2 separate regions of the Homo sapiens genome follow, and region 1 is linked to region 2. A link is a loop called in an ENCODE intact Hi-C map of the cell type or tissue named here. Cell type or tissue: right lobe of liver. All regions are shown on one strand. Links, peaks and the distances in the headings refer to the core of each region. The heading gives the core; the rest is flanking DNA.

Region 1 (16,614 bases), core at 4,412-12,411, 49 kb before region 2:
GTATCTTTCTGTGGCAACTGTGGATATTTTTGCAAATGACGTATCCTCTTGTGTATGTGGTTCTTGAACCTTCAACTCTTTTCTCTATGCAAAAAATGCAAAAGTTTCAGAGGATGAAGGTGAGAAAAGATCTGTGAAAAGAATAAGTAAGGGATTTCTTGGGGCTTATTGACATACAAATTACTTTTTTTTTTTTGAGATGGAGTTTCGCTCTTGTTGCCCAGGCTGGAGTGCAAGGGTGCGGTCTCGGCTCCCTGCAACCTCCGCCTCCTGGGTTGAAGTGATTCTCCTGCCTCAGCCTCCCGAGTAGCTAAGATTACAGGAGTATGCCACCACACCTGGCTAAGTTTTCTATTTTTAGTAGAGACAGAGTTTCACCATGTTGGCCAGGCTGGTCTCAAACCCCGACCTCAGGTGATCCACCCACCTCTGCCTCCAAAAGTAATGGGATGACGGGCATAAACCACCATGCCTGGCCCAAAGTGCTTTTATCCAGGCCAGTGTTTCCACCTCAGTTGTCCTTGACCACATTAACCCAGTTCTATTTGCAAATTATACCCATGGCACAGAAGCAAGTAGGAGGAATCAGTACTTACCTTTCCTATGTGCAGCATACTCTGATATTCCTTAATTCTCTTCTTCTAATTCTTACACTCTGGTCTTTATTCCCTGGATGATGATGATGATGATGATGATGATGATGATGATGATGATGATAACTGTTTTTTTAGAGATGGGGTCTCACTCTGTCACCCAGGCTGGAGTGCAGTGGTGTAATCATAGTTCACTGCAACCTTGAACTCCTGGGCTCAAGCTATTTCCTGCCTCACCCTCCCTGAGTAGCTAGGACTACAGGCCTAGCTAGTTTTTAGCTACATACTCAGCTAATTTTTTGTAGTGATTGGGTCTTGCTGTGTTGCCCAGGCTGGTCTTGAACTCTTGGCCTCAAGCAGTCCTCCCACTTTAGCCTCCCAAAGTGCTGAGATTACAGGCATAAGTCACTGCACCTGGCCCATTATTGATTCCTTATTATTATTATTTTTTTTGAGATGGAGTTTCGCTCTTGTTGCCCAGGCTGCAATGCAATGGCGTGATCTTGGCTCACTGCAAACTTCTGCTTCCCAGGTTCAAGTGATTCTCCTGCCTGAGCCTCCGAGTAGCTGGGATTACAGGCATGCACCACCACGCCTGGCTAATTTTGTATTTTTAGTAGAGATGAGGTTTCTCCATGTTGGTCAGGCTGGTCTCGAACTCCCAACCTAAGGTGATCTGCCTGCCTCAGCCTCCCAAAATGCTGGGATTACAGGCATGAGCCACTGTGCCCGGCTGCTGTTGATTCATTATTGATTGATTCATTGCATCCTCACCATTGATTTTTCTTGAACATCTATTATGTGCTGTGCACTATTCTAGGCATGGAAATAGAGTACAAAGCAAGTCAGCTAAGGACCTGCTCTTGTAGAGGCTGGGTTTTTAGAAAGATAGAGAAAATAATAAAGGCAAATAACAAGGCAGTTCACACCATGAGAGGCAGTTCACACCAAGATAGTTCACACCATGATGGATGTCTGGAAGGTAATGTGATGAGGCAAGAGATGGGCAAGTTGCGAAGCAGATGTCACAGTTCACTTAGGTGGAGGGGTTAAACGGGGCCTCTTTGAGAGGCGATATTTGAGCTGAAGTTTACGTGACAAGAAAAATCAGCCATGCCAGTGTCAGGAGGAAAAAGATTCTAGAAGGAATAAGAGATTTTAAAGGCTCTAGGGTTAGGATTAAGTTGGTGTGCTATAGGAGTAACTGGGTGTGTTGTAGGATTAGCAAGGAGGCCAGGGTGGCTGCATCCCAGTGAGTGAGGGTGAGGCCAGTCCGTGGAGTCGGAGACAGTACGGGGGCCTCGTAGACCCTGGTGTGGATGGAGGGTTCAGCGCAGGAGGGATGTGAATGGACTTCACATCTCAGAAGAAGCCCTCGGTGCTGTGTTTCAAATAGTCCATATCAGTCAACCATTCTCATCTGGGGGCAATTTTGTAACACTTCCCCACCCACTGGCAATGTTTGGAGACATTTTTGGTTGTCACACCTGGGGTTGGGGTGCTCCTGGCACCTAATGGAGGGAGGCCAGGGAGATACCACCCAACATCCTACAAAATGTAGAACAGGGCCCCCAACAGAGAATTTCTAGATTGTGTCAGTAATTGTGCTGACAGATCTGGGTATGGCAGGAGAAGCCAAGGGTCTAGTTTAGATTATGTAAATTTGAGCAGCTGTTACACCCCTAGGTGGAGAGGTCAATAGGGCAGCTGGAGGCAGGAATTAGGGTTCCCTGTGGCCAGGTTCAGGCAGGAGGTGTAATTCTGGGAATCTTGACGTGTACGTGGGATTGGGTTAGAGTGGTAGTTCTTGAAATGACTTTGAGGGGGTGATGGGGACACTGCTGGCATCTAATGATTGGTGGCCAGAGTTGCGCTAAACATCCCCCAGTGCATAGGACAGCCTCACTCAACAAAGACTCCAGCCCCATTGGCTTACTGAGGTTGCGAGTCAGGGGTAGAGCATTGAGCAGGAGTGAGGCCCCTGGGACATTGAGGATGTGGAGTTCTGGTTGAGGAGGAGAAGCAAGGGGTGGAGTAGCCACACCAGGGGAGTGTGTTGCCCTGGAGCCTCCAGTATGGGGGTTTCAGAAAGAGAGGGCGGCCACCTGTGCCCAGTGACGCTTAAGTGTGAATTCCACGCCTTTGGTGGTTGGCGCCCTCCAGGTCCATCTTGTCCTACAGTGCCATTTTCAGATGGAGAAACTGAGGGAGGTCTGGAGAGGAGGCATGGGGTGCCCAGGATCCCAGAGGCAGCAGGGCTGGAGCACAGCCTGGCTCCAATCCTGGCTCACCTGTGAGTACAGCCCTGATGTAATAGGATGGTCAGGGCAGTTGCTTTCGGGGCTCCCATTCAGACCAACCAGTTGGTTCCTCACTTGAGTGAAAAGGGACACACGTGCTTCCTTGGGAACATTCATTGTTCCCAAATCTGTGGTTTGCTTTCTCACACCCTCCTTCCACCTCCACACCCTGAAAAGAAATGCTGTTTGGAGGCGTTCTCACGGTGACATTTCCTCTCTGCCAGTCATGCTTGTCAAGAATAGCTCTTTGCTGAAACTGGGTGGTCATTGGGCTTCCTCGTGACACTGTGGGTCTTTCAGTTTGGCTTGATCTGTTGTGGGAGTGAAAGGTTTCTTCCTGTTGTGTGTCTTGGTGGGTGGGCATGGTGGTGGGTGAGCACCAGGGGAACCGAGGCCCTCTTGTGTCTCCCCTGGCAGCTCTTCCGGTTCAGGACACATTTCTTATCTTCGTCAGCAGGAACAAGAGCATTGGGAATGTGGGCGTTTTGTGGGCTGGGATTGCAATGACCTAACGGGAAGAGGATCAGCTAGGGACCGATGGAAGTGCCGTGGGTGGGGAGGAGATCAGAACAAGCAGGGCAATGTTAAGGAATTCTCCAGTGACTGCCCAGGGACTGAACAAATGCTTTATAGGGCTTGATTCTGTCTGTCAGCCGTGGAACGACTTTCCCCAGACAGGGACAATGAAAGGGAGCACCCTGGATAATGATGAAGTTATTGTAGCTAACAAAACAGGATTTCCTTAAAAAATATATCAGAAAAGGCAGAATTACAGAGATGGGGAACAGATGAGTGATAGCTGGGGGTTGGAGTGCAGGAGGGTTTGCCTACACATTGGGAGGGAACTCTTCGGGAGATGGACCTGCTCTGTGTTTTGGTTGTGGTGGTGGTTACAGGAATCTATGCAGGTGTTACGACTCATAGGACTGTATTCTCCCAAAAGTGAATTTTGCTGTCTGTAAATTAAAACTTTTTAAAAATTACAACAACCTTTAAAGTAGGTAATATCTATGTTTCACAGAAGTGTAAACTGGGGCACAGAGAAGCAAGTTACCTACCCAAGGATCAACCATGGTTTGTGGTAGAGTTTGGCCTTCAGGCCCAGGCCTGTCTGCTGCAAAGCTTGAGCTCTTAGCTGAGATACCTGAATGTCTCCTGTGCCTATTGGATACGTCAGCTTTTTTGGGGGTCAGGGGGTAAGGTGAAGTTTTGAAATTTGTAAAGGATGTGGCTCTTGCCAGCTTAACCCACATTGTCGGACTGAATTGTCAGGAAAAACAGAACTCTAGATTATTACAGGAACTCTCCTAGTTTTTAAAAGCTGACAATCAATTTCATTAAAAACAAAAACTGGCTAGGCTTGGTGGCTTATGTCTGTAATTCCCGCACGTTGGGAGGCTGAGGCAGGAGGATTGCTTGAGCCCAGGAGTTCAAGGTTGCAGTGAGCTATGATTGCATCACTGCACTCCAGCCTGGGTGAGAGAGTGAGACCCTGTGGTACAAAAACAAAAACAAAACCCCAAAACTCTATTTGGGCCAGACAAACACATACAACCAACAATACAAAAATAGTCCATAGGTTGTCAGTTTTTATTTATACTATACTGTAATTATATTATACTGTTACACTATAATTAAGAATATATGGTATATAAGTATATGGCATTTTAGTATATGTATGTGTGTATATGGTATATGTATGTATATTGGGTATATGGTATGAGTATATGTATGTGTGTATATGGTATGACAGTATATGGTATATGGGTATATTTGAGTATATGTATGTGTGTATGGTATATGATGAGTATATGGTATATGGGTATGTTTGTATATTGGGTATATGTGAGTATATGTATGTGTGTGTATGGTATATAAGTATGTATGTGTGTGTTGTATTTGCGTGTGTGTATATGGTGAGCATATAGTATATGGGTATATATTTGTGTGTGTATGGCATATGAGTATATGGTAAATGTGTATATGGTATGTGAGTATATGGTATTTGTGTGTATGTATGTGTGTATATGGTGAGTGTATGTGTATTTGTGTATATGGCATATGAGTATATGTATATGTGGTATATGAGTATATGGTATTTGTGTGTGTGTATGGTATATGACTATATGGTATAAGATGGGAAGGTTTGTACAGAGACCTGGTTCTTGCCCAGGTTGCTAATTCACTGTTTCCCCTCATTTGCTGTCTGGGGCCTTTCCTCTCCTCACTAAAAAACAAGGAGCTGAGCCCAGTGGATTATTACGAGCCCCCTGTATGACTCAGCAGTGATTATAAATAAGTCATAAATAGGAATGAGTTTCTGAGACTAGAAGAGAAGAGGTGGGCCCGGTCCTTTTCTTCTTCCAGACTCCTGTTTGCTTTCTCTGATGATCCCATCTCCTCTTATTTCACAGAGGGTGTTTACTTTGAGCTGAAGAAACTCAGCAGTCAGTAGTCCTGTTAGTGACAGAAATGCGCCTTGATGCTCTGTTGAAAATGCAGGCAGGGCCAGGGAACGTCGTCACACCCCGAGACTTTCTGTTTATTTCTCCACTGTTAATGACAGGAGGCATCCTTTCTTTTTGTGCATAAAGCGGTATCTTGGAAGTCGGGCTTTCTTTGAGAGCATACATGGAGTGCCTGGGCCCAGATTTTTCAGATGTTGTCTTGATTTTCTTTAGAGTGAATGAGGTGGGGAAGATCTCTGTTTGGCTTTGACTGAAAGATAGTGTCTGCCAGGGTCTCTCTCTTTTTTGAGATGGAGTCTTGCTCTGTCGCCCACGCTGGAGTGCAGTGGCGCGATCTCGGCTCACTGTAAGCTCCGCCTCCTGGGTTCACACCATTCTCCTGCCTCAGCCTCCCAAGTAGCTGGGACTACAGGTGCCCGCCACCATGCCTGGCTAATTTTTTGTATTTTTTAGTAGAGACAGGGTTTCACTGTGTTAGCCAGGATGGTCTCAATCTCCTGACCTCGTGATCCACTCGCCTCGGCCTCCCAAAGTGCTGGGATTACAGGCGTGAGCCACTGTGCCCGGCCTCTCTTTTTTTAAAAAATAATATAGAGACAGGGTCTCGCTATGTTTCCCAGGCTGGTCTCAAACTTCTGGCCTCAAGCAGTCCTCCTGCCTCAGCCTCCCAAAGTGCTGGGATTACAGGCATGAGCCACCATGCCTGGCCAGCTAGGGTCTTTTGTCTAAGTGATATTGCTCCCTTGAAGGAACTGACATTTTGTAGTTCCTGGAAGTCCATCCATTGTAGTTTGCGTTCAGCTTTAGAACAAAAATCTGTCTTTTTTTTTTTTGAGACAGAGCTTTGCTCTTGTTGCCCAGGCTGGAGTGCAATGGTACAATCTCGGCTCTCTGCAACCTCCACCTCCTGGGTTCGGGTGATTCTCCTGCCTCAGCCTCCCAAGCAGCTGAGATAACAGGCATACGCCACCATGCCCGGCTAATTTTTTGTATTTAGTAGAGATAGGGTTTCACCATGTTGGCCAGGCTGGTCTCGAACTCCTGACCTCAGTATATGGTGTGTGTGTGTGTATATATATATACATACAAATATATATATATACGGTATATATATATACACATACAAATATATATATATACCGTATATATATATATATATATATATATATATATATATATATATACACACATACACGGTATATATATATATATATATACACACACACACATACACCATATACATATACTGAGTATATGTATATGGTATATATATACTGAGTATATGTATATGGTGTGTATATATATATATATACACACACACACACACACACACACACACACACACTGAGTATATGTATATGGTGTGTATATATATCCACCATATGCATATGTATATGTATATGGTGGATATATATATTTATATCTCCACCTCGGCTTCCCAAAGTGGTGGGATTACAGGTGTGAGCTACCACGCCCGGCCCTGTCTCTCTTTTTTTAAATGGAAAAAGAAGTTCTTAAATTTTTCTTTTATAGAGTTTGTTTTTATAAGTAATGAGTACATATGGTAACAAAAATTTCAAAGCACAGGACATTTCATGAAAGGCCAGCGTGTCTGTAACCTCCAACCACCTGTCTCTATACCCCTGTTCCTGCACGTCACCACTGTTGCAAGTTTTTAGTTTCTAGAGCCCTTCTAGATATATAGCATGAGTTCTGAATGGTTTTTGTCTCCCAGGTGACATTTGGCAGTGTCTGGAGATATTTTTATGTTTTATTTATTTTTTTGAGATGGAGCGTCGCTCTGTTTGCCCAGGCTGGTGTGCAGTGGCATGATCTGGCTCTCCGCAACCTTTGCCTGACTCCGCCTCCTGAGTAGCTGGGATTACAGGCGCGCGCCACTACGTCCGGCTAATTTTTGTATTTTTAGTAGAGATGGGGTTTTAGTAGAGACGGGGTTTCACCGTGTTGGCCAGGCTTGTCTCAAACTCCTGACCTCGAGTGATCTGCCCACCTCAGCCTCCCAAAATGCTGGGATTGCAGGCATGAGGCACTGCGCCTGGCCTGGAGATATTTTTATTGTCACAACTGGTGTGTAGGTGCTAATAGCATCTAGGGGGTAGAGGCCAGGGTGCTGCTGAACATCCTACAACACACGGGACAGCCCCTCCACCCCACCCCACCCCCACCACAAAGACTTATCCAGGACCCAAATATCAATAGTGCCACTGTTGAGAAACCCTGAGAATATATAGCCTTCCCAGCGATTTTCCATTTCCTTCTTGGCTCCCCTACAGCAGTGCTAAGGTGCTCCACCAGTCTTTGCTTTTTCATGAAACAGGTTGGCTTTTCATATCAACACACAGAAATCGGCCTTCATTTCATTTTAGCAGCTGTATTTAATTCCATTTAAAGGTAAACTGTAACATTTATTCAGGCGCCTTACTTACTGACGCTACGCTTCTTTCCATTTTTGCTATTGAAGACAACTGCAATGAAGAACCCTTTTGCCCACGTGGGAGGGTAATCCATAGGATAAATTCCTAGAAGTGGAATTGAGCATCAGAGGCCACATGCGGCGACATTTTGAGAGGTATCGCCCAACTGCCCTCTAAAGAGGTGGTTCTGATTTATGCTCCCTCCAGAAATGTAAGATCGTGCCTTTTTCTCTAGCGTGAGTATTTTTCATCCCTGGTTTCCATTTATAGCCTAAGCTGTCTTCATATCAGCTGAAAAGTTCAAAATGTTGGCAGCAAGGGTGGATTCTGAAGATATTCCCGATATAGAAGGGCAGGGGTGGAAGAAGTCCCGATAAGCTACATGAGCTAAATGAGAAAGTGAAGCTGTTTTCTCTCTGCGGAGGAGGGGGGAGTCAAATGCAGCTGCAGGTTTGGATAAAGATCATTACATTCGGCTAAACTCCTGAAGGTCAGCTTCCAGGGCCTGGGCCCAGCCCCTAGCCATTTGGTGGTTTATTCTAACAAGAATAAACATAACAGCAGCTTACTGACCAGAGAAACCTCAGTTTGTAAAATGAGGGAATTTACCTTCTTTGCATTTTTCTTGATTATGAACATTCCAGTGCTCAGTCTTTTTAGGCTAAAGTTAATGGGTCGCATTTACTGTAGCCATACGTGTAGACACGCAGGTGCACACACAGAGCTCAGTTATTCAGGTGAGGTCTAGGTCTCTTTTTATGGACCCTAAGGTTTAGAAAGGTTGTCCTGTTAACACACACACAGGAGTTAAGGCAAATAGTGAGTTTTCTTTACTCACATAGAAGATTGGTCTGATACAGGGGTTCTCAGCCTTAGCTGCCAATTAGGATCACCTGGCAAGTTTATTGTTGGTGTGGTTTTTTTTTTTTTTTTTTGAGATGGAGTCTCATTCTGTTGCCCAGGCTGGAGTGCAGTGGTGTGATCTCGGCTCACTGCAGGCTCCTCCTCCTGGGTTCAAGTGATTCTCTTGCCTCAGCTTCCGAAGCAGCTGGGATTACAGGCAGGTGCCATCATGCCTGGCTAATTTTTGTATATTTAGTAGAGATGGCATTTCACCATGTTGGTCAGGTTGGTCTTGAACTCCTGACCTCAGGTGCTCCACCTGCTTTGGCCTCCTAAAGTGCTGGGGTTACAGGCATGAGCCACTGCGCTCGACCTCCTGGCAAGTTTGTAAAAGGCTGATGCCCAGGCCTTCCCCTCAGCCAATTGAGTCAGAGTCTCTGAGGATGGGGCTCAGGCCTCAGGATTTTCTAAAACTTTACAGGCAATTTTGGTGTGCAGCCAGGGTTGGCAGTCACTGGACTAGTATAGAAGATGGCAGATTTTACGGCTTTCAGGCCAAATCTGGCCCCCACCTGTGTTTGCAAATAAAGTTTACTGGAACACATCCACACCCATCTGTTTATGTAGTGTTCATGGCTGCTTTTGCAACAGAGCCTGTATGGCCTGCAAAGCCTGAAATATTTACTCTCTGGGCTTTTATTTTATTTTTTGAGATAAGGTCTGGCTCTTTTGCCCAGTCTGGAGTGCAGTGGCCTGATCTCGGCTCACTGCAACCTCTGCCTCCTGGGCTCAAGCGATCCTCCCACCTTAGCCTCCTGAGTAGCTGGGATTACAGGCGTGTGCCACCATGCCTGGCTAATTTTCATATTTTTAGTAGAGACAGGGTTTCACCATGTTGCCCAGGCTGGTCTCAAATGTGAGCTCAAGGGAACTGCCCACCTCAGCCTCCCAATTGCAGGGATTACAAGTGTGAGCCACTGTTCCCGGTCCTCTCCAGGCTTTTACAAAGAAAGTTTGTTGGTCTCTTTTGTAAATTTTTTCGTTAACTGTGTATTCTAGTAGTATATAGGAATATTGAGGACACTGATGAATGTGTCACTTGGGTAGCCATGGAGAGTATTTTTGTGAGTATACGTTTCCATCTTTATTCTTGAAAAGGCTGGCTTTTCCCTCTGGAATCTAGCATGCTTCTTCATTTCTGAAAGTGGAAATTCCGAGGGAGGCCTCAAATCCCTCCCCCTTTGCTGTCACATTTGCATGCAACTCAGCTGTTAAGTCCTTGAGTCCTGCCTACTGGAACTCTTTAATCTGGGCTTTTTTTTTTTTTTTTTTTTTTTGAGACAGAGTCTTGCTCTGTCGCCCAGGCTGGAGTGTAGTGGTGCGATCTCGCTCACTGCAACCTTCGCCTCCTGGGTTCAAGTGTTCTCCTGCCTCAGCCTCCTGAGTACCGGGGATTACAGGCACCCACCACCATGCCTGGCTAATTTTTTTATTTTTAGTAGAGACGGGATTTCACCATGTTAGCCAGGCGGATCTTGAACCCCCGACCTCAAGTGATCCTCCCGCCTTGGCCTTCCACAGTGCTGGATTACAGGCGTGAACTGCTGCGCCCGGCATTTCTCTTTTCTTTCTTTCTTTTTTTTTTTAAATAAACTTTTAATTTAAAAGTAAACTTTAGTGTCAAAAATGCAAACTCGGGGAGGGCAGAAAGATCACACACAAGGCTGCCACTTTACACCTGGAGGCTTGCATGGCGGCCAGACAGAGGTGCTCCTCACTTCCCAGATGGTGCGGGGCGGGGCAGAGGCGCTCCTCACTTCCCAGACGGTGCGGCGGCCGGGCAGAGATGCACTCCTTGCTTCCCAGATGGTGGGGCGACTGGGCAGAGGCGCTCCTCCCTTTTCTTTTAGTGTTCCCCATTCCTTATTTTTAAAATTATTTTACCCTATAATTTCTCTTTGTTAAGCTACTTCAGATTTCTTGCCGGACAGAGACGGGTATAAAGAGTTTTCTAGTTCTTTGTCCAGTAAATTTTTTTTTTTTTTGGAGACAGGATCTTGCTCACCCAGGCTGGAGTGCAGTGACGCAATCATGGCTCACTGCAGCCTCAAACTCCTGGGCTCAAGCAGTCCTCCTACTTCGGCCTCCCAAGTAGCTAGGTTTACAGGCGTGCACCACCAAGCCCAGCTACTTTTTGTATTTTTTGTAGAGATGGGGGTCTTGCTATGTTGCCCAGCCTGGTCTCGAACTCCTGGCCTCAAGCAATCCTCCTGCCTCTGCCTCCGAAAGTGCTGGGAGAGGTGTGAATCACTGTGCCTGGCCCCACTGCAGTAAATTTGCACATTCTTCACCCTCTCAGAGGTGGCTGTGTGAATGTCTGCAGTCCTGTCTCTAGTAGCCTGTCTTTAAAGCCCTGATAAGTGTGCACACACACATGCATGCACACAGATACTGTTTTTGCTATTTTTCTTGAATTACAGGGATAGTGTCTCTGCTTGCTTTGAGCACTCACTTCTGGAATCTCCCTGGGTCTGGGAGGGGCAGTCTGTAAGTGTGATTTAGGAAAAGACCCATCTCTTCCCTCCTTTTTTTTCCTTCAAAAAAAAAAAGTCTTGCTCTGTCTCCCAGTCTAGAGTGCAGTGGCGTGATCATAGCTCAGTACAGCCACTAACTCCTGGCTCAAGCCATTCTCCTGCCTCAGCCTCCTGAGTAGCTGGGACTACAGGTGCATTCCACCACACCTGGCTGGGAAAAGACCTCTTTCTAATCTTATCCTGGGGGCTGATAAAATTAAGTTGGAGCAATTTATTGCTTCTGGTCACCTGTGAGTGGATTGGGTGGGGCTTTTGGGAGGCTGCTTCTAGTTACTTTGAAGGAGCTGATTTCTGGGTATGCAGTGTTTGAGAACTCTCCCTTACTGCATGAACAGGAAAGTGGTTGGGTCAGGCCAAAGGAAAAAGGTAGGAGAGAGTGATGGCTTTAAACAGTGCTTCCAGCCCAGCTCTCAGACTAGATTCTGGGGCCTCTTTCACAGCCCAATGAATGGAGGTGGCCTGAGGTATGGAGGGAGCAGGGAGATGAAGCACGAAGTCCAGGGAGCAACCTGATAGCTGTTGGGAACAGGCTCAGAGGTGGCTTCTCCTCTTTGTGGGTTGATTGGATTCCACCTGCTTTCTGACTTATTTTTTGGGATCGGCCGGAGTAGGACAGATGCCTCACACTCGCTTTGGGTGGGTTGGAGGGGATGCCAGAGGGTGGCAGGCACAGTGGAGGACAGTAGGCCCCACCTGCAGAGTTGCTTGTTGCTTTCTGGACCTTTGCAGCCACTGAAACTCTTAATATTTTGGGGGCACTGGAGTCGGTGGGAGAGGAATCCAAGAAATGTAAGCTCACTGACTTTGGAATCTGTCCTGCTGGTCCTACAAAGAGCCCTCGAAGAAGTGAGGGGACAGGACCTCCGGCCTGAGTCACCCCCCAGAGGCCTCTGCCTGGGAACTAGGCTGAGGACCTTGGACTCTTACTTGAGCGAGACCTGTTAGACAGAGGTTGAGTATCCAGGGCTAATCTGTTCCCCTTGCCTCACATAGATGCTGTGAGCCACAACACACTGGCTGGAAGGTCTGCCTATCTTATATTCCCTGCCCTTTCTAGTTTCCACCCCAGACTAGGTCCACTGAGAATGAAAAATGAAGCCTCTGTGGCAAATAGGCATTTAGGGCCCCCAATTATCAGGGTGTTTTCGAGGGGGTCGCCATCTTTCTTGGATACAAGTCCTCTTCAATCTGGACCTGAAGTTACAAGTACACCTTGACCAGGCTCAGTGTTGCTTTGTTCACTGAAATTGAGATTGAATATCTGCCCATAACCTTTGTCTTTGGAGGGTCCCTAATGATGTTGACTTCCACACACTGAGCCATCTGGCTGGGATTGTCCATTTTAAATATTGAAAGTCACCCAGACGATTGTTCAGTGGACTGTTTAAACCTGCCAAACGTGTTCACGTGGGCCATTATCTTCATGTCACCCCATTTGGTTGAGCAGATGATATTGTTGGGATGAATGACAAAAAAAGTATCTCCCCCTCCCCCATGTTCTAAAATGTGTGTTTTGCTCTGACTTTGCAAGGACGAAGCTCCGTGATGAGGATGGTGTGTGCCTGATCTTACGAGGGTGTGATGGTTTCTTTCAGATCGAAGCAAAGCTGAGATGGATTTGAAGGAGCTGAGCGAGTCGGTCCAGCAACAGTCCACCCCTGTTCCTCTCATCTCTCCCAAGCGCCAGATTCGTAGCAGGTTCCAGCTGAATCTTGACAAGACCATAGAGAGTTGCAAAGCACAATTAGGTATACCTTTGGTTTTGTTTTTTTTTTCCAGCAGTATCATTGTTATCATTACTGGTAGGGATACCACCTGGATGAAATCAAGGTTGAATCCTGGCTGCTTTTAGCAGCTGCTTTAACTTTCAACTATTTGCTCAGCTAAAATATATTTCCACTCATGGCAAAAGACTTCAGACTTGCTAGTTAATTCAGGGCTTTTTGAACTCATCAGTTTATTCTTTGGTGAAAGCAGTCTGGAAACTCGAGATACAGGTTTGAATCATCAAGGTTTGCAAGCAGAATGAGGATCCTCTGAGTTTTGCCTCTGCTCTCCTCAGTACGCATCAGTGTCTCCACACGAGTAGTGAGTGTGTTCTGTAGGTGTCCGACACGAAACCCTTTCCCTCCAGACTGGTCTCCTCCCCACCGGGCAAACCCTGCTTCTGTAGCTGTTGCCTTTCTTCCTCTTCCCTGTGCTGCCTGCCTTCACACTGCCTACCTGAATCCTGCCTTCTGTGAGGCTGAGCTCAGATCTCACCTCCTCCAGGAAGTCTCCCCTGACTGCCCTCCCCATCTGCCCTCCTCCTTTGGTACTTCATTGCTCGGAAGTAGCAATGGTCCCTTTGTGTGGGGGTGTCCCTCCCAATCTAGACTGGAAGCTCCTTGAGGGCAGGGAGGCCGTTTTATGAGGATTTGCCTTCTCTATGGTACTTGGTCTGTGCACATGGTAGATGCTCTGGAATGTTTGTTGAATAAGTAAGTAAAGCTAGGAGGGCATTTGTAAAGAAGTGGGGGATGGCTGGGCCTCTGGAGAGCAAGCTCCTCTGAGTGTCAGTGGGTGCTCTGCATCTTCAGGTGAGAAAGCAGCTAGAGTTAGGGACCCATCTGGGGCTATCCAGAGGACAACAGCTCCCGTTGGGTTGCCTGTTTGGTGAGGACATTGGGTGGCATGGGTGAAATTTGGCATGCCATTTAAATAATCCTCTTGGGTCCTTCCATGCAGCTGGCCCAACTCTTGATTTGTTTTTATTGCTAATAAGAATTTTATTATTTCCATTTACTGAGTGTTTCCTTGGACACTATGCTAAGCACTGCATATAGATTGTCTTGGGAGGTTGATACTTTTATCAGTCCCATTTTGCGGATAGAGAAACTGAGGCTCAGAGAGATAAATAACTTGTTCAGGGTCACACCAGTAATAAAAACAGAAAAGCAGGATTTGAATTCATGTCCTTTGGACTGCAGTACCCAAGCTTTTCCTATCACATATGTGCTTACACTTTTCCTTCTTGTTTCCAATCATTACCTACCAGTAGCACAAGCCTAGGATCCCAGAATTATACCAGATCTGGGTGTTTGTATTTTGGCTTGTGTTCTTCCTGTGTTGCCCTGGCTAGCCTTGAACTCCTGGGTTCAAGCAGTTCTTCTGCCTCAGCCTCCTGAGTAGCTGGGACCACAGGTGTGCACCACCATGCCTGGCTCGACTTGTGTTTTTGATTGAGCCCTGGTGGAGGCAGATACATTCCCCAATGATCCAGCTGATCCCCCATGCCCCGGGCTGTTCATGGCTCTGGTATTTTTGCAGGTTTCTTTTTGGTGTATACAAGTCGGACAGTGGCACCATTCACAGTGGCCATTGCTCTAGAATGAAGAGATTGCACAGACTTGATTGGGTTTTCTTTCCTCTTTCTAAAAGTTTAGGATATGGTATTATTATCTACAGTATGATGGCATAACATATGGTTGGGGGCAGGAGCCGTAAATGGGTTAAATGGAACTATTGTTAGAAATGTGCTTCTGCCCATTTTTGTTTGTGTGTATGAAACACCTGCTAGTTTGTGCTTCTTCCTTTTGAAAGAGACAGAAGTATGTGACTTCTCTCTTGACTCCTTTACCAGTGGAAGAGCAATGCACACCGAGTGGCAGTTGACTTTCCACGAGTGCAGGGAACAAGAGGGAGGGCTGGGCACCCGGGTCACCTGGAGACAAGTGTGTCCCCCGCCTAGAGGAGCCAGTGGCTTTCCTGTTCCAGCCAATGCCTGGCAGGCTGGTGACCCAGAGCGGCTAGATTTTCCGCTCTTTCATCAGAAGCCCCTGCTTTGATTTCTATATGAAATTTCCTGATTTGTGAGTTGGACAACACATTTATAAATTAAAAGCAGACAAGATACCCTGTGGGCCAAACCAGTGCCTCTCGCATGAAACATGTCTGCAAGCTAGATGTGGCTTGTGGGCTGTTTGCAACCTCTGCTTTAAGGCTTTGGCTTATTTTCTTTGGCCTAGACACAAAGGATCAAGAACTTTAACCCTTTGGAAACCCAAGGGAAGAGTGTTGGTGGGGAGCCAGGAACCCGGGGTTCTGGCCTGGCCTCTGTCTTGTGTCCTAGGGCAGGTGATATCCCTGGGCCTCTGTTTTCTAATCTGTAAATTGGATCAGTTTGAACAGCTTGTCCCTGCTGTTCCCTTCCAGCCCTCTTCATTCTCAATAATCCCAATTAGTTATCAACGTTGCAAAAATTTGGCACCACATGTTTAGTGCCATATAAATTTAAAATCTCCGTTGGTAGGTCCTGTGTCTCCTAACAACCAAAACCCTCTCCCAAGGCAAGTACCACTTGGCAGCCGTAGCCAGTTGCCACTTGAGATTATTACTGGCCCCATTTAGGCCAATGTGATGCGATTTGAAACGTGCTTTTCTTATTCCAGCATTTGGTGTGGAAAAATGTTTGCATTTTTCATCCTGCTCTTTATTTTGTGACTACGCCACATGCTGGGTTTTCTTTTTGAATTTAGGCATAAATGAAATCTCGGAAGATGTCTATACGGCCGTAGAGCACAGCGATTCGGAGGATTCTGAGAAGTCAGATAGTAGCGATAGTGAGTATATCAGTGATGATGAGCAGAAGTCTAAGAACGAGCCAGAAGACACAGAGGACAAAGAAGGTTGTCAGATGGACAAAGAGCCATCTGCTGTTAAAAAAAAGCCCAAGCCTACAAACCCAGTGGAGATTAAAGAGGAGCTGAAAAGCACGTCACCAGCCAGCGAGAAGGCAGACCCTGGAGCAGTCAAGGACAAGGCCAGCCCTGAGCCTGAGAAGGACTTTTCCGAAAAGGCAAAACCTTCACCTCACCCCATAAAGGATAAACTGAAGGGAAAAGATGAGACGGATTCCCCAACAGTCCATTTGGGCCTGGACTCTGATTCAGAGAGCGAACTTGTCATAGATTTAGGAGAAGACCATTCTGGGCGGGAGGGTCGAAAAAATAAGAAGGAACCCAAAGAACCATCTCCCAAACAGGATGGTAAGTGATTGTATCTGTTTCCAGTTTTCTTAATTTGGTTTAGAATCCTACCTCGTACACTTACTATCAAAAGTTATGTGACCCTTAAAGAAACAAATCAGAAGTTATGTGACCCTCTAACACACTGAGAGAGAGGCACAGTGAAGCTGTGTTTGGTTTAAGGTTGCCTAGCTAGTCATAGAACAGGACCTGGACTCAAACATGGGCCTGCCTACCTTTAACCTGCTCGGTATCCAGTATGATTGATTTTGAGTACAGAAAGAGAAGTCTGTTAGAAAATGATGGTTACTTTTAGTGACCAAGTCATTTTTAGTCTGAGCAGCTTCTTTTCCAATATGCTCATTTATTTCCCCA
Region 2 (16,614 bases), core at 4,096-12,095:
GGGCAGTTGATGAGTTATTGCCTTAAATTGTCTGGCTTTCTCGGGTGCTGCCTTCAACCTTAGCACGTTTCTAGTGCCTGCCTCCGTTTCCCATGGTTGAATTAGGCTATTGGCAGAGCTAGTGGTTGAAAATTTGTGGCTTACAAAATGCTGAGTTGCTTTTATGTCATTGTATACCTTATTTCCTACCTGTAATGCTGTGCTGTGTCCAGTGATGCTGTTTGTGGTTTGATATGCATTTTTAAAGAGACTTAGTCTCCTGTGCTTGCATTAAAGTTGGACAATGGTGACATGAATGAAGGTGCCAACTGGTTCTAATAACAGTAGCCTGTTGATGAACAAAAATAGTAAGCACTTGGGGTTGTGCGGAATTCCAGCTCTCTGACAGACTCTGAGGCTACCTGTGCTATCTCTTCAGTTAGCAAAAGGTGTGACAAGCAACCTGCCTATGCCCCAACCACCACAGACCACCAGCCGCACCCCAACTACCCCGCCCAGAAGTGTAAGTATGAACCTGTCTTACGAAAGCTGCCGGGGCTTCTTCCTGGTATGCAGAAGGCTTGTTCTGTGTGTGTCCGTGTATGTGTTCCTTTGTGGGTGTGTCTTCTCCTGTTCTTTTGAGTTGTGGGTCTTCCTTTGCAACGTTTCTTCTTCGCTGTGCCTCTGGTCGCCATCACAAACTGCATTAGGAAATGAGAGCGAGCATGTGGCCTGGCTTCTTGATGGAGATCGTCCTCGCTCTTTTCATAAAGGGTCCTAGATGAACACCGATTCCCTCCTGTGGTGATTGGCTATGGCAGCCAGTGTCCCGTGTCCTCTCCATATGAGGAGTGAGGGCCTGCAGATCCCTCCATTAGCCAGCCTGGTTCTGGGAGAGAGATACTGAACTCAGCTTGGCCCTGGTCCCATTTCTTCCAGTACCCGCTGGTGGTCTCTGCCCTCACCAGAGCTGGAAGGACTTGATGTGGTTTGACCACATCACTGTAGGATTTTCTCCCAGATGGGGATGACCAGCTGCATCACTCCCCAGAGTCCTTCCGGAGAAATAAAAGCATAGGCATGGCGGCTAAGGGAAGAAGGCATAAGAAGGCAGATTGAGGATTGTTAAGAAGACTCCGCCCTTGCCCCCAGCTCTGCCTACCATAGTATTGCTCCCTTTTGGTCACTGATGCACATGACTAAGAAGAGTTCTCTCCTGAGTAACTACATGACTTTGGAGATCTTTGTCATTCTCTTCACTGCTTATCTTCCAGAACTCATGATTACCCACACATGCCTTTTTACCAGGCAGTAAGAAATGCAGCCCCCCTAGGTAGTAGCATGGTCCCCTCCTTGGCCCACTCCACTCTTGCCCTCAACCTCTTTCAACCAAACATTATCACCCACCTTAAGAAATTAAAAAATAATTCTGTCCCAGTCTGTCTGAACTTAGTACATGATCCAGGATGTGATGGGATCTTAGGGCTTGGCTGGAAGGTTTCTCCAGTCAGCCATCTAGCAGAGCTGCAGATCTGGGCTGGGCTGTTGGCTAAAGTGCTCTTCACAGACACCTCATTCGGCTCTTCCTTCAGCTTCTTCACTTATTTCTTACTCAGTCACTACTCAGCTCCTTGTCCATGTGTCCTTGAAGCCATCCTAGGTCTTATTCTGATTCTGAATTCTTCAGTCACCCATAAGCTTGTCCTTACCGGGAGTCAGTGGGTGTGTGTTCCCAGGTGGACTTAACCATTCTTCTCCTTTATGATCCTTTCCCTTGGGTGGACAAGTGTGATTTGGTTGTAAGGCCATTTTTCAAGTTGCCTATACATTGATAAAAGAAATCCCACTAACGGAAGTAGACTGCATGCCAAATTTCAGTGTCTTTCTCCAGGGGCCAAGGTTGGACCCAGAAGTGCATGGGGTGCTTGGTGTCGTTCAGTGATGTAGTAAGGATACACGGTTCCAGACACGGCACAAGAAATGCCTTCCTTGGCAGTTCAGCACCTTTTCTACAAATCTTTATTCTCTGTGAGCATGACACCCTACCGTTTTTTCAACCGGTTGTCGTTAAATCCTAAAAAATAAGTTGTTCTACCTTTCTGTTCTACAGACCCACAGATGCAGGGCAGTCAGCGGTGGCAGTGTTTGAACCATCAATTGGGAGGGGAAGGTGGTTTCCTGTGCAGGAGGGGCAGGTCAGATTGCAGGATAGTTGTGCTCAGGCGCAGGTGGGCAGGCACGCTAAACACATTGGTTTTCCCCCTCAGACCATTCCCGGAGTAATAAATCCAGTTGGAGCAGCAGTGATGAGAAGAGGGGATCGACACGTTCCGATCACAACACCAGTACCAGCACGAAGAGCCTCCTCCCGAAAGAGTCTCGGCTGGACACCTTCTGGGACTAGCAGTGAATCGGGACACAAACCACCCACCCCATTGGGAGAAAAACCCAGACGCCAGGAAAAGAAGAAACAACAAAGGCAGGAGAACAGCCACTTTCAGACTTGAAAATGACAAAACCCTCAGTTGAGCCTGAGCCCCCGGCGCGGGGGCTGCTACACTACAGGACACCCAGCATCGGCTTTGACTGCAGACTGTTCACCCACACGAGCCCTGTGCTTTTGGTGTAAATAATGTACAATTTGTGGATGTCATTGAATCTAGAGGACTTTCCCCTTTTTATATTTGTATTAACTTTAACTTATTAAAAAAAAAAAAAGAAAAAGAAAAACGATTTAAAAAAAAAAAAAAAAGCAACCAACCCCAACAACAAAAAAGAATGTTTTGGTATTGGAGAAGGGATGGTCAGTTAGCCTGTCTGTCACACGACGGAATGGATACTGGGCCCGGGGACCACTTTCATACTCACGTCCTCATCCTTGGATACCCAGGGGAGGGCGAACCGTTTTCGCTCGTGTGTCTGTACGCAGCATGTTGGGATCGGGAGTTTCGGCACAGACTATCCCATCAAGCCGTTGGCTCCTTTCAGCTACTACGTTACCACGTTCCTAAAACGCAAGCTCTCCGGACCAGACGGACACAGGGAGAAGCTAGTTTCTTTCATGTGATTGAAATGATGACTCTACTCCTAAAAGGGAAAAAACAATATCCTTGTTTACAGAAGAGAAACAAACAAGCCCCACTCAGCTCAGTCACAGGAGAGAACACAGAAAGTCTTAGGATCATGAACTCTGAAAAAAAGAGAAACCTTATCTTTGCTTTGTGGTTCCTTTAAACACACTCACACACACTTGGTCAGAGATGCTGTGCTTCTTGGAAGCAAGGACTCAAAGGCAAGGTGCACGCAGAGGACGTTTGAGTCTGGGATGAAGCATGTACGTATTATTTATATGATGGAATTTCACGTTTTTATGTAAGCATGAAACACAGGCAGTATGAGAGAAAGCAAGGCCCGTCATGCTGTCCGTACACTACGTATGCTGTAGAGCCATTTTGTATGTTGTGTAAAACAAAAAGCATTGATGAAAAAGCAAAAGGTGATGTATGTATATGAGAAAATTAATTGTACGATATCATTCCAGTACGTTTTGTTGTACATTTTAGTCTTGTTTACTTTCTCTTCATTGTTAAGAGGATGCGAACTGTACAGTTTCCAGCTAGTTACCCATATTAGAGAAGAAATAAGAGAGTATTAGAAGAAAACAGGAGAGAAAGAACATTTGTGAATTGCAGTTGTCAAAAAAAAAAAATAGCCTAGCTGGCCTTATTTGTGAAGCATAATTGCTTTTAGCATATGGAAGTATTTTTTCACATTTTCTTTGTATAAAATTTGTATTAAACTTAAATATCTTTTTGATGGTGGTGTTTCTTTGTGACTGAGCCAGTAGACTCACACTATATGCTTTTTTGGGTTTGCCCGTTCCTTCCCCCACCCCCCCAGTTTTTTCAGATTTCTTTACCTTTTTTTAATTAAACTGTTTTGGAAAAATGCCGTGGTCGTCCTCGAATTTGCAGTTTTCCATTTGGTCGGGATGGCTGTGTCAGGTTTGCACGACCAAACACAGAAGGGGCCGTGAGAGGTCATGAACACCCCCCACAGCCAGGTGGTGGGCACACTGGAGAGAATGGGCCCTAGTGGGTGCCCCCCACGCCAGTCCTCGTCAAACAGTTGGGAGAGGACGGAGTTGTCTTCTTGAAGCCCGTAGGGAGGCCGAGCTAACAGGCCTCGCGTGGGCAGCAAGGATCCCAGCCCCTCGCAGGTGCCCTGGTCCATGGCTCTGGGCCTGGCTGGAGGTGCACAGGGTATGAGTAGAATGAAGCCGGCTTGAAAGGCTGAGGTTTGGTTTCCTGGGCAGCAGTGTTCCTTCTCTGCAATCCAGTAACTCCCCAGAAAAGATCTCCACAAACCCCTTCCTGTGCCAAGGGCCAAGACATGACATGGCCGGCAGGGGAGGTTGGCCCGCGTGGGCATAAGTTCATTCCTGCCAATCAGCAAACACACATCGCGTCAGGCACTGTCCAGGCACTGAGGATCCCATGGTGCCATCAAGGAGTCGGGTCCCTGCCTTCATCAAACTTGCATCCTAATGGGGACAACAATCGTTCAGTTACTCAAGTATTACAGGGGACCTGTCATTAGCCATGCACAGTTTCAGTTACTGGGGACAGATGGTGAGCAGGGCACAGGAGCCCTGTCAGGGTGGGCCTCTCATTCTTCACAGGAAGACAGACTGTCTACAAGTTATTCTCATTTTTTGTTTTTTTTGAGACGGATTCTCGCCCCGTCACCCAGGCTGCAGTGCAGTGGCGCAATCTCAGCTCACTGCAACCTCCGCCTCCTGGGTTCAAGCAATTCTGGTGCCTCAGCCTCCCAAGTAGCTGGGGATTCAGATGTGCACCACCATGCCTGGCTCATTTTTTGGTATTTTTAGAGACGAGGGTTTCACATATTCCCCAGGCTGGGCTTGAACTCCTGACTTGAAGTGATCTGCCTGTCTCAGACTCCCAAAGTGCTGGGATTACAGGTGTAAGCCATGGCACCTGGACTCTCCTCTTTTTTTGGAGGGAGAGTCTCCATCACCCAGGCTGGAGTGCAGTGGTGTGATAGCTCACTGCAAACTCAGCCTCCCGGGTTGAAGCAATTCTCCTGCCTCAGCCTCCCGAGTAGCTGGGATTACAGGTGCCTACCACCCATGCCCAGCTAATTTTTGTATTTTTAGTAGAGATGGGGTTTTCGCCATGTTGGCCAGGCTGGTCTCGAACTCCTTGTCTCAGGTGATCCACCCACCTTGGCCTCCCAAGTCTTTTTTTTTTTTGAGACAGAGTTTTGCTCTTGTTGCCCAGGCTGGAGTGCAATGGCGCGATCTTGGCTCACTGCAACCTCCGCCTCCCGGGTTCAAGCAATTCTGCTTCAGCCTCCCGAGTAGTTGGGGTTACGGGCATCCACCACCACACCCAGCTAATTTTGTATTTTTAGTAGAGATGAGGTTTCTCCATGTTGGTCAGGCTGGTCTCGAACTCCCAACCCCAGGTGATCCGCCTGCCTCAGCCTCCCAAAGTGCTGGGATTACAGGTGTGAGCCACCGTGCCTAGCCTCCAAGTCATTTTTTTAAGTGAGAAGAATGTTAGCTTCCCGTTCCTGGGCATGTGTGTGCACCTTTCCTCTGTTGTCTCATTTCATCCTGAAGACCAGAGAAAGGAGGGGCCATGGCTACGAGGGGTCATCCATTGTCTTCTTTCAGCTCCTGCCTTTCTAGTCTCAACTGCACTCTCTGCTCCTTTGACCTGATACCCTCTTCTGTGGCTGGTACCTGATTCTTCAGATGTCACTCCTGAAATAGCCACCTGCCCACGGGCCCATCATGCCCTCAATATTTTCTTCATATCTCTGAGCAAAGGGTGTGGGGTTTTATTACTTCTCCTGTGTGTCCCAGTTGAATGTGAGCTGGGTGAGGGAGGTGCTTTCTCTGTTCCCTGCTGTGTCCCCAGGGCTTGGACACAATGAAGGTCATGCCACTCCTAAGTAGCGAGCAGCCAGCAGCTGGGCTCCTAAGTAGCGAGTAGCCAGCAGCGCAGCATTCAAATGCAGAGGCCACCTTGAGGTGTCCCACTGCACCCCCATCCAGCCTCTGCCGCAACCTCCCTTAGAAGCAAAGACATCTAGGGAAGTGGCTTGCTTACTCGAGGATAGAGAAATGGTTGCTTTTAGTTTTACCATTCATCTGACCAGGTAAAACAGCCCACATGACTCAAATCTGAAGATACGAAAGGGCCCATAGTATAAAGCCTCTCCCTCCCTGCTACCTCGGTCCCCTCCAATCCCCCTTCCCACATAGTCCTCAGGGAGAGTCTGCATTTACAAACAAATGCAGAGACATTTTTCTCTGCTCCTTTTCTTCTTTTTTAAGACGGAGTCTCGCTCTGTCGCCCAAGCTGGAGTGCAGTGGCGCAATCTCAGCTCACTACAACATCCACCTCCTGGATTCAAGCAATTTTTCTGCTTCAGCCTACCGAGTAGCTGGGATTAAGGGCACCCGCCACAATGCCCAGCTGAGTTTTGTATTTTTAGTAGAGACAGGGTTTCACCATGTTGACCAGGCTGGTCTTGAACTCCTGACCTCAGGTGATCTGCCCGCCTCGGTGTCCTAAAGTGCTGGGATTACAGGCATGAGCCACTGCTCCCGGCCCCCTTTTTCTACATAAATGATAGCATTTGATACACACTCTTCTGCCCTGTCCCCTTGCCCCGTTTTTTTTTTTTAAACTTAATCTGAAGCCTTGAGTATTGATCCATATCAGTGCAGTTCAAGAGCACCTCCATCCATTTTTAGGGGGTGTGATATCTGCTATGTGGACACGGGATAATGCATGTGGCCAGCCCCCAGCTGGTGGACATTGAGATTGTCCCCAAACTCTGGCCACGGCAAACGGCCCTGCAGTGAGCACCATTATAAAATGACTCCCCAGGCTCCTCTTAGCTGCCCAGTGGGGTGGTTATTCCACTCTTTGTGCAGCTTGGAAAACTGAGACTCAGGGGTTACATGCATTTGGAGGGGTCAGGTTTTTAGTTGCAAATAACAGAATCCACTCCACCTAATTAGAACACTCTCTAATCTGCTTACTTCTCAGGCCACACCAGTGGGTCAGTGAGAGGCCAGGTAGGAGGGGAGGGGCTTGAAGGTTCCAGTCTGGGTTGAGTGTTTTCAGAATGAGGAGAAGAAGAGGGAGATGCAGTGAGGTCTGGTGAACCTGGCAGAAGCTGCCAGTTCCTTGCTGGTTTCCTTTGGCAATGACCGGGGCAGGAACTGGCTCAGACCTTTTCATGCAGTCCAGCAAGCTCGCTATCTGGTGGCCATAGGCAAAACTGCAGCCTGTGGAGAGATCTGGCCCACTGGGGACAGCGAGCACGTGGGCCAAAACCCTTCATTCCGGAGACAGCTGTTCACTGAGCTCTCTGTATGAGTCAAGTCCTCAGTAGTGACACAGTAGTGAACAAAACAGGTTCGGTCTCTGTCCTTATTGATCTGACACTCTCACTGGGAAGCAATTTGATACCTGTATGCATGTAATATAATCCCAGGCGGGCTAGATGCGCTGAAGGTAAATAAAGCTAGGCGGGTAGGGAGATGATGTGATTGGGAGCCCTCTCTGAGGGGCTCACCGTTCAGTAGAACCTGAAGGGGGTTTCTTTCCGAGGGGACTGAGCCCAATTATTTTATTTATTTATTTTTTGAGACAAGGTCTTGCTCTGTCGCCCAGGCTTGAGTGCTATAGGGACGTCTCTGCTCACAGCAACTTCCGCCTCCCAGGCTCACCCCATCCTCCCGCCTCAGCCTCCTGAGCAGCTGGGACTACAGGCACACGCCACCATGCCCAACTAATTTTTAAATTTTTTTGCAGAGACGGGGTTTCACAATGTTGCCCAGGCTGGTCTTGAACTCGTGAGCTCAAGCGACTCACCCGCCTTGGCCTCCTAAAGTGCTGGGATTATAAGTGTGAGCCAGTGTGCCTGTCTATTTTATTATTTTATTTTATTTTGAGACAGAGTCTCACTCTGTTGCCCAGGCTGGAGTGCAGTGGCACGATTTTGGCTCACTGCAACTTCCGCCTCCCGGGTTCAAGCAATTTCTGGCTAATTTTTGTATTTTTTGTAGAGACGGGGTTTCACCATGTTGGCCTGGCTGGTCTCAAACTCCTGACCTCAACGATCCACCTGCCTTGGCCTCCCAAAGTGTTAGTATTACAGGCATGAGTCACCGCGCCCGGCCGACCGTCCATTTTAAACTATACAGTCGAGTGGCGATAATCAGAGTTGAGTTTTCCAAAGGTCAGCATTTAGCTGCCACCTTCATATCAGGGTACATCAGGACCCCATCTATATTCTTATTTATTTTCTTTAGTCTAGAGAAGCAAAGGTCACCTATATTCCTCCAAGTGTCGCTGATGTGGGCCTGCCCCACGTGGGGCTCTGTGCTGAGGCTTTCCATGCTGTAATCCTTCGGGTTTTGTAATAACTCCCTACATGGAGCAGGCCCTCGTAACAGGCCCATTCTCCCAGTGAGGCAGCTGAGGTTCAGAGAGAAAAAAGTGACTTGCTCAAGATCACACAAAAGGTCACTGCAGAGCCGGGACTCAAACCAGTCTGCTTACTTCCCAAGCCAGTTCAGTGAATCATCAGGCAACACTGCCCCAGTCACAACTAGCCCTGTGTGTGTGTGTGACACCGTGGTGAGTTTACAAAATGACTCCCCAGGCTTCTCTTAGCTGCCCTGGGGTGGTTATTCCACTCTGTGCAGCTCGGGAAACGGACACTTGGGGGATACATGAATTGGGAGGGGTCAGGTTTTTAGTTGCAAATAACAGAATGCACTCCAGCTAATTTGAGCAGAAAAGGCATTTGTTAAAGGATATTGAGTGGCTCACAAATCCCTGGGAAGGCCAGAGAGATGGATTAGGAGATTGCACAGCAACCAACAATGTCCAGATTACATTGCAGGACCTTTGTGTTAAGACTTCCCACATTGGCCAGGCATGGTGGCTAACGCATGTAATCCCAGCACTTTGGGAAGCTGAGGCGGGCAGATCACCTGAAGTCAGGAGTTTGAGACCAGCCTGGCCAACATGGCGAAACCCTGTCTCTATTACAAATACAAAAATTAGCAGGGGCATGGTGGTGTACGCCTGTAGTCCCAGCTACTCGGGAGGCTGAGGTAGGAGAATCACTTGAACCCAGGAAGTGGAAGCTGCAGTGAGCTTTGACTGCACCACTGCACTCCATCCTGGGTGACAGAGCAAGACTCCGTCTGAAAAAAAAAAAAAAAAGACTTCCCACATCACTGCCCCATTGGGTTCAAACACTGCGACTTTCTCTAGTGACGCTGGGCACGACCCTTCTGCCTCCTTGCCAGATTGGATTCCATGCATCAGAATCCACTTCCATTGCTTTCACATGTGGATGTATCTGGATTGGTTGAGCCCAGGTCCCATGTGGGTGCATCTGATTGACTGAACCTAAGCACCATTTAGGTGTTGTATTAGTCCATTTTCACACTGCTATAAAGAACTACCTGAGACTGGGTAATTTATAAAGAAAAGAGGTTTAACTGACTCACACTTCTGCAGGGCTGGGGAAGCCTCAGGAAACTTAGAATCATGGCAGAAGGCAAAGGGGAAGCAAAGCATGTCTTACATGGTGGCAGGAGAGGGAGTTCAAAGGGGGAAGTGCCTTACTTTTAAGCATCAGATCTTGTGAGAACTCACTATCACGAGAACGGCAAGGGGGAGATCCACCCTCACAGTTCAATCACCTCCCACCAGGCACCTCCTCTGACACATGGGGCTTACAATTCGAGATGAGATTTGGGTGGGGACACAGAGCCAAACCATATCAGGGGTATTTGATTGCTGAGCCTGGGTGCCACCTGGGTGTATGTGATTGGCTGAGCCTAGGCCACATAGCTAACCTTCTAACTGCAAAGGAGGCTGGGAAAGTGAGATTCAAGCCTCTTCTGGTGCAGACTCATAAGTTGGGAAAGTGTTCAAACAAAAGGTCTTGTGTGGACAAAACGATGACAGTACCCACTGCAGAACTGTCCAAGGTCTCTGTCAGCCTGGTCAGTTGTAGAGAGCAGAATTCACCCAACCAGTTTAAGCACAAGGCATTAGTAAGTGTACTGGTCAGTTCCGTGCCAACCTGGCTAGGCTGGAACCACATTTCCCAGAATCCTGGCTCTCGAGTGGTTCCCAGTTAGAGTTGACCAAAAGAGGAGCTGTGTGAGATTTCCAAGGCTGTAAGGAAGCCACAGCCTCTACTGTTGCAAGGTCGCTGTAGTTAGATGTGGGACAGACAACTGCAGTGGCGCCAGCAGGCTCCAGCTTGCCCTTGCTCTCCTCCACTCTGCGTCCAGGTCATCTTCCTGACTCCTGCATGTCAGCACCTGGCCTGTCACCAGCCGCTGGACTGCAGAGGCCACAGATCCCCATTGAGTCCTCTGAACTTGCCCCACAGCTTCTCAGATCACCTTCTTGGTGACTCCAGATCTCTCCTCAGACCCCTGCTTCCCCAGCTCCTCCCACAATTATGTAAGATCTAATACCCATCATCTGTGCATGACTGCTCCCAAACTCATGGGCTCAATCTCACTGATGCATTAACAGTATTTACAAGCCAGGCACGGTGGCTCCTGCCTATAATCCCAGCACGTTGGGAAGCTGAGGCAGGCGGATCACTTGAGGTCAGAAGTTCAAGACCAACCTGGCCAACATGGTGAAAGCCCATCTCTACTAAAATACAAAAATTAGCTGGGCGTGGTGGCAGGCACCTGTAATCCCAGCTACTTGGGAGGCTGAGGCAGGAGAATCGCTTGAACCCAGGAGACAGAGGTTTCAGTGAACCGAGATCATGCCATGGCACTCCAGCCTGGGCGACAGAGCTAGACTCCGTCTCAAAAAACAAACAAACACAAAACAAAAGAACAAAAACAAACAAAACAACAAAAACAAACAAACCCCCAAAACAGTATTTCCGGACTCACATGGAGGGCTGAAGAAAGCCATGAGGTCTGAGCTTCCAGGAAGCCACCGAAGCCACCGTGCAGGACTGGGCTGCAAAGAAACAGATGCACCGAGGCCACAACCACGCTGGCCCTAGGCTGGTCCACACCGCCACGTGCAGTCACTTTTCTCCCCACTTAATCCGTACCAAATGCAGCTGATGGGTGGAACCTTGAATATATCAGACGCCTGGCTGAATAGAGCCTGAGGAATAAGTTGTTTTTCTTTTTTTTGAGACAAGAGTCTCATTCTGTTACCCAGGCTGGAGTGCAGTGGCGTGATCTCGGCTCACTGCAACCTCCGCCTCCCGGGTTCAAGCGATTCCCGTGCCTCAGCCTCCTGAGTAGCTGGGATTATAGGCGTGTGCCATCATGCTCAGCTGATTTTGGTAATTGCAGTAAAGACAGGTTTTCACCTTATAGGCCAGGCTGATCTAGAACTCCTGGCCTTAAGTGATCCTCCCATCTTGGCCTCCTAAAGTAATGTGGTTACAGGTGTGAGCCACTGGGCCCAGCCGGTTTTTAGTTTAGTTCAGAAAACCACCCCAGAAGAATGATCAGATGTTGAACAAGCCAGTTCTCATACATGTGACCAGGGATCAAACCCGTGGCTTTGCCACCTGGTCTAGGGCTCTAATCTGCCCAGGGCACTCTTTTCAGATTGTGGTGTTAATGGAAAACTGTGGCCTTCCTGGTCCCACAGATAGCCTAAGCCTGGGCCAGTTGGGTACTACAAGCTTTATTAAGACAGCTGAGTACTGACCTTGGTTCACTTTGATGAACCCGAGAGGGAAACTTCATTTACATACACAGCACCTCCTGTGCTCCAGGCAATTTCTGCACATTGCATCCTAATGACCTGCATTTTGCAGCAAAGGACATCAGGTCCAGAGGGATTGAGGCTACACAGCTTGTGCGTAGCCGAAGCTGGACTTGAACCCAGTCTAATGACACAAATAATGCCTGCTCTTTTTTTTTTTTTTTTTTTTGAGACAGAGTTTCGCTCTTGTTGTCCAGGCTGGAGTGCAGTGGCGCAACTTTGGCTCACCACAACCTCTGCCTTCCGGGTTGAAGCGATTCTCCTGCCTCAGCCTCCCAAGTAGCTGGGATTATAGGCATGAGCCACCATGCCTGGCTAATTTTTGCATTTTTAGTAGAGACGGGGTTTCACCATGTTAGCCAGGCTGGTCTCCAACTCCTGACCTTGTGATCCACCCGCCTCGGCCTCCCAAAGTGCTGGGATTACAGGCGTGAGCCACCGCGCCCCGCCCAAAAAATGCCTGCTCTTAACCATGACTATATCTTTGTCATCATTGGAGAAACTTTTGTATAAAAGCCACAAGTTAATTATTAACTAGGGACTTACTCTTCACTGGGCTGTGTTTCAGGTGCTGGGGACACAACTGTGGACAAAAGAGACAAGACGTAGACATAGGGTAGTGAGTTCAGCTGGGGTTTGCTCCCAGGACCCAGGCAGGGGATATAAGCTAGGGAAACAGGCTGGGGTAACACTGACATAGATATGCTTTCTTTGTATAGTAAACATGTTAGAGGCCAGGCGCGGTGACTCACGCCTGTAATCCTAGCACTTTAGGAGGCCGAGGTGGATGGATCACCTGAGGTCAGAAGTTCGAGACCAGCCTGGCCAACATGGTGAAACCCCCGTCTTGTTGCACGGGAGCGAGTTAGAGAAAACACCACACTTTTGAGACGAATTAAGTCTGTTTATTTAGCCGGCGGCTAAGAGATGGCTTACGCTTAAAGTTCTTTCGGCCTTGAAGAAGGGGCTAGATTTTCTTTTATACTTTGGTTTAGAAAGGGGGGGGGTCTAGTTAAAACAATTTTACAGAAATAAAGTAGGCAAAAAAGTTAAAAGGATAAATGGTTACAGGAAAGTAAACAGTTCTAGGTGCAGAGGCTTTAAGATTATTACAAGGTGATAGACGCGGGGCTTTTTTTGGGCGTTATCAATCAGGCGAATTCCTGGGAACTGCGGATATTGCTCGCCACATTATCTTATCAGTGAATTGCATTCTTGGATGTGCTGGGAGTCAGTTTGCACAAGTTAAGTCCTTGAGGAAGGCGCTGCCAGTGAAAGAGCCAAGATGGAGTCTGTCTGGCTCTCTTAGCTAAGGGAGAGTCAATTAAGGTGGAACTAAGGCTAGGTGATTAAAGGAAAGAGGGAGAGTCTAAAAACAAGGTTAGTAAAAACAAGCTTAGGCATTACAGTCTCTACTAAAAATACAAAAATTAGCCGGGCGTGGTGGCGAGTGCCTGTAATTCCAGCTACTTGAGAGGCTGAGGCAGGAAAATTGTTTGAACCTGGGAGGCGGAGGTTGCAGTGAGCCGAGATCGCGCCACTTCACTACAGCCTGGGAGAAAGAACGAAGCTTCGTCTCAAAAAACCAAAAACCAAACAACAACAATAACAACAAAAACACGTGTTTGAATAATCTGTGCATTTTTTTAATCTTTTTTTTTTTTTTTGAGACAGGGTCTCCCTCTGTTGCCCAGGCTGGAGTGCAGTGACACAATCATAGCTCACTGCAAAGTGGCACAATCATAGCTCACTACAACCTCGACCTCCTGGGCTCAAGCCATCCTCCTGCCTCAGCCTCCCGAGTGGCTGGGACCACAAGTGCACACCACTACGCCCAGTTACTTATTTATTTTTGTAGAGATGGGGGTCTCACTATATTGCCCGGCCTGGTCTCAAACTCCTGGGCTCAAATGATTCTCCCACCTCAGTCTCCCGAAGCACTGTGATTGCAGGTGTGAGCCACCGTGTTCCACCATTGCTTTTCTTGAAATATGTAAGCCCTTTGGTTTAGTTTTTATTTTTCCACTTTTGACAGAAAAAATATTTCTCCACTATGAGAATAACAGCTGGCTGGTGTGTGGATCAATGGCAACCGATGCTTGACTTCGGGGTGTCAGGGAGAAAACACAGCATGGTGGCCGGGCGCGGTGGCTCGCGCCTGTAATCCCAGCACTTTGGGAGGCTGAGGCATGTGGATCACCTGAGGTTAGGAGTTCGAGACCAGCTTGACCAACATGGTGAAACTCCATCTCTAATAAAAATACAAAAAATCAGCCAGGTGTGGTGGTGCCTGTCTGTAATCCCAGCTACTCGGGAGGCTGAAACAGGAGAATTGCTTGAACCTAGGAGTTGGAGGTTGTAGTGAGCCAAGCTCGTGCCACCGCACTCCAGTCTTGGCAACAGAGCGAGACTCTGTCTCAAAAAAAAGAAAAAAAAATTAAAAAAACAAAAAACACAGCATGGTGAGGACTGTGGCGAACGGGTCAACCTGGAGAGCCCCCGAGTCAGCTCACAGGGGTGGCCATGGGATGGCTTTAGCTGCTCATGTGCAAATGCAGGCCAAGGGATCCACTTGAATTTTAGAGAAGTTGAAAATTTACATTTTGAGTGAAATCACCCAAGTTTTATATAATCGGGTCAAAGTATGAAAAAAATCATGTGAAGAGTAATAAAATGTATCTGTGGACCAGAGTTTGCAACCTGAGTCAGAGAGTGCAGGATCGGAGTCTCAGCTCTGCCCGCCTCCAGCTGTGAATCACAGGCAAGCCACGACACCTCCTGAGTCTCAGTTTCACCCTCTGTTAAATGGGGCTTATAAAAACAATCACTTGGATGAGCTTATGTGCCAATCCTTGTTCTAAACCAGTGGTTTCCAATCCATGGGTTGTGAAATTGATTTTGCAGATTGGAACCTGCATCACTGAAAAACAGCAGGATGGAAAAATTATAGAATGTGTCACAGTTGTTTGGTAAGCATTGCTTTGTGAAACTGAGTTATACACACATACATGATATACATACACTCCTATTTATACACACACATATGTATGTGCTGTACTGGGTCTTGATGTAATATGTAATATGCATTTCTTATTACCCCACAAGGGGGCCAGTAGACTTCAGGGGCTGAGGGAGAGGTGGGTAGGTCTCTGTGGGCCCAGATCCCCATGGAGTTGGGTAGGGGATGCAAGGGCAAAGAGGCTCCCCCGTCACCTAGAGCTGGAGTTTACCAAACACCAAATACTTGGCTGGGTGCTGTGGCTCACACCTGTAATCCCAGAACTTTGGGAGGCTGAGGCGGGAGGATCACTTGAGGCCAGGAGTTCAAGACCAGCCTGGCCAACATGGCGAAGCCCCATCTCTACTAAAAATACAAAAATTAGCCAGGTGTGGTGGCATGCGTCTGTAGTCCCAGCTACTCGGGAGGCTGAGGCACAAGAATCGCTTGAACCCGGGAGGCGGAGATTACAGTGAGACGAGATCATGTCACTGCACTCCAGCCTGGGCGACAGAGCGAGACTCTGTCTCAAAATAAAACCAAAACCCCAAACAAATACCAAATACTTAATGGTTGAATTTATTTTTTTTTCTTTTTTGAGATGGAGTCTCGCTCTGTCGCCCAGGCTGGAGTGAAGTGGCGTGATCTCGACTCACTGCAATCTCCGCCTCTTGGGTTCAGGCAATTCTCTTGCCTCAGCCTCCCGAGTAGCCGGGATTACAGGCATGCACCACCATGCCCAGCTAATTTTTTTTGTATTTTTAGTAGAGACGGGGTTTCACCATGTTGGCCAGGCTGGTCTCGAACTGATGACCTCAAGTGATCCACCTGCTTCAGCCTTTTTTTGAGATTTTTGATACATGGTCTTGCCTTTCTCTGTCACCTAGGCTGGAGGGCAGTGATGTGATTGTGACTGCAGCCTCAAACTTCTGGGGCTCAAGCGATCCTCCCGATTCAGCCTCCCAAAATGCTGGGAATTATAGGTGTAAGCCACTGCACACGGCCAAATGGTTGAATTATAAAATCAGCATTTGGCTAGAGCCGGATTATCATCACTCTCAGATGAACTTCAGGATATAAAAATAAATCCGGCTGGGCTCGGTGGCTCATGCCTGTAATCCCAGCACTTTGGGAGGCTGAGGTGGGTGAATTGCTTGAGCCCAGGAGTTTGAGACCAGCCTGGTCAACATGGCAAAATCTCCACAAAAAATACAAAAAATTCAGCCAGGTGTGGTGGTGCACGGCTGTAGTCCCAGCTACTCAGGAGGCTGAGGTAGGAGGATCACTTGAGCCTGGGAGGTCGAGGAAGCTGCGGTCGCACCACTTGACTCCAGCCTGGGCAACAAAGTGAGACCCTATCTCAAACCAACCAACCAACCAACCTACCAACCTAACATTTCTCCCAGACAATTGAAGCCATTGTTACAATTACATTATTAAACACTGGCGCGGCCCATGTCTAAAGCTGGGCAGAGTGCAGGAACAGCGTTTCCCAGCCCTGTAGGTGGCTGGGCCACTCTCGAGGCCACCACAGCGTCCATCTGCCTCCTGCATAGACATTGTGTCAACCGAGGCCACCACTATGGTCACTGTAGAAGGTCACCTTACCATGACCTCTTGGGCCTAACATATCGTCGACGGTGCTGCAGTATCATCAGAGCAATCCCTGTAGCCCGGCGCAGCCCAAAGCAGACGCCTTGAGAATCCTTTCTCGGAAGGCTTGCGTTATTGCTCTTTCCGGGTCCCACTTCAAGTGGCACCTGCGGGCGGCTGGGTCAGCTGTGGGGCCGCACTGCCCCCTGGTGG

The links. A loop is a pair of places that touch in the nucleus more often than their neighbours do. Peaks named below come from ENCODE experiments on the same cell type or tissue, not always from the same donor. Only the 100,000 strongest peaks of a DNase experiment are listed, where the experiment ranks them.
Region 1: a loop joins it to region 2, with 2.3 times the contacts of the local background. A loop is called at or near these places in 18 of 110 quality-filtered maps.

What each region holds. Positions count from the first base shown.
Region 1 is chr20:47,245,654-47,262,267 of GRCh38, reverse strand. ZMYND8 (zinc finger MYND-type containing 8) reads left to right here. Exons shown (of 23, transcript NM_001281775.3): 13 at 12,829-12,981; 14 at 15,751-16,260. Among named protein-coding and RNA genes, the nearest start is that of MIR3616, 87 kb to the right of the region's middle. RefSeq lists enhancers at 2,544-2,683, 3,064-3,173, 8,571-9,071. In right lobe of liver, for the core only: no CTCF peak of the experiment used is centred there; a DNase peak (open chromatin) is centred at 9,207; H3K27ac peaks cover 943 bases.
Region 2 is chr20:47,196,530-47,213,143 of GRCh38, reverse strand. ZMYND8 (zinc finger MYND-type containing 8) reads left to right here. Exons shown (of 23, transcript NM_001281775.3): 22 at 419-502; 23 at 2,247-3,930. The coding sequence ends at 2,383. Among named protein-coding and RNA genes, the nearest start is that of MIR3616, 38 kb to the right of the region's middle. RefSeq lists enhancers at 3,699-4,322, 4,323-4,948, 11,451-11,500 and a silencer at 5,765-6,059. In right lobe of liver, for the core only: a CTCF peak has its summit at 7,295 (motif pointing left); a DNase peak (open chromatin) is centred at 7,283; H3K27ac peaks cover 570 bases.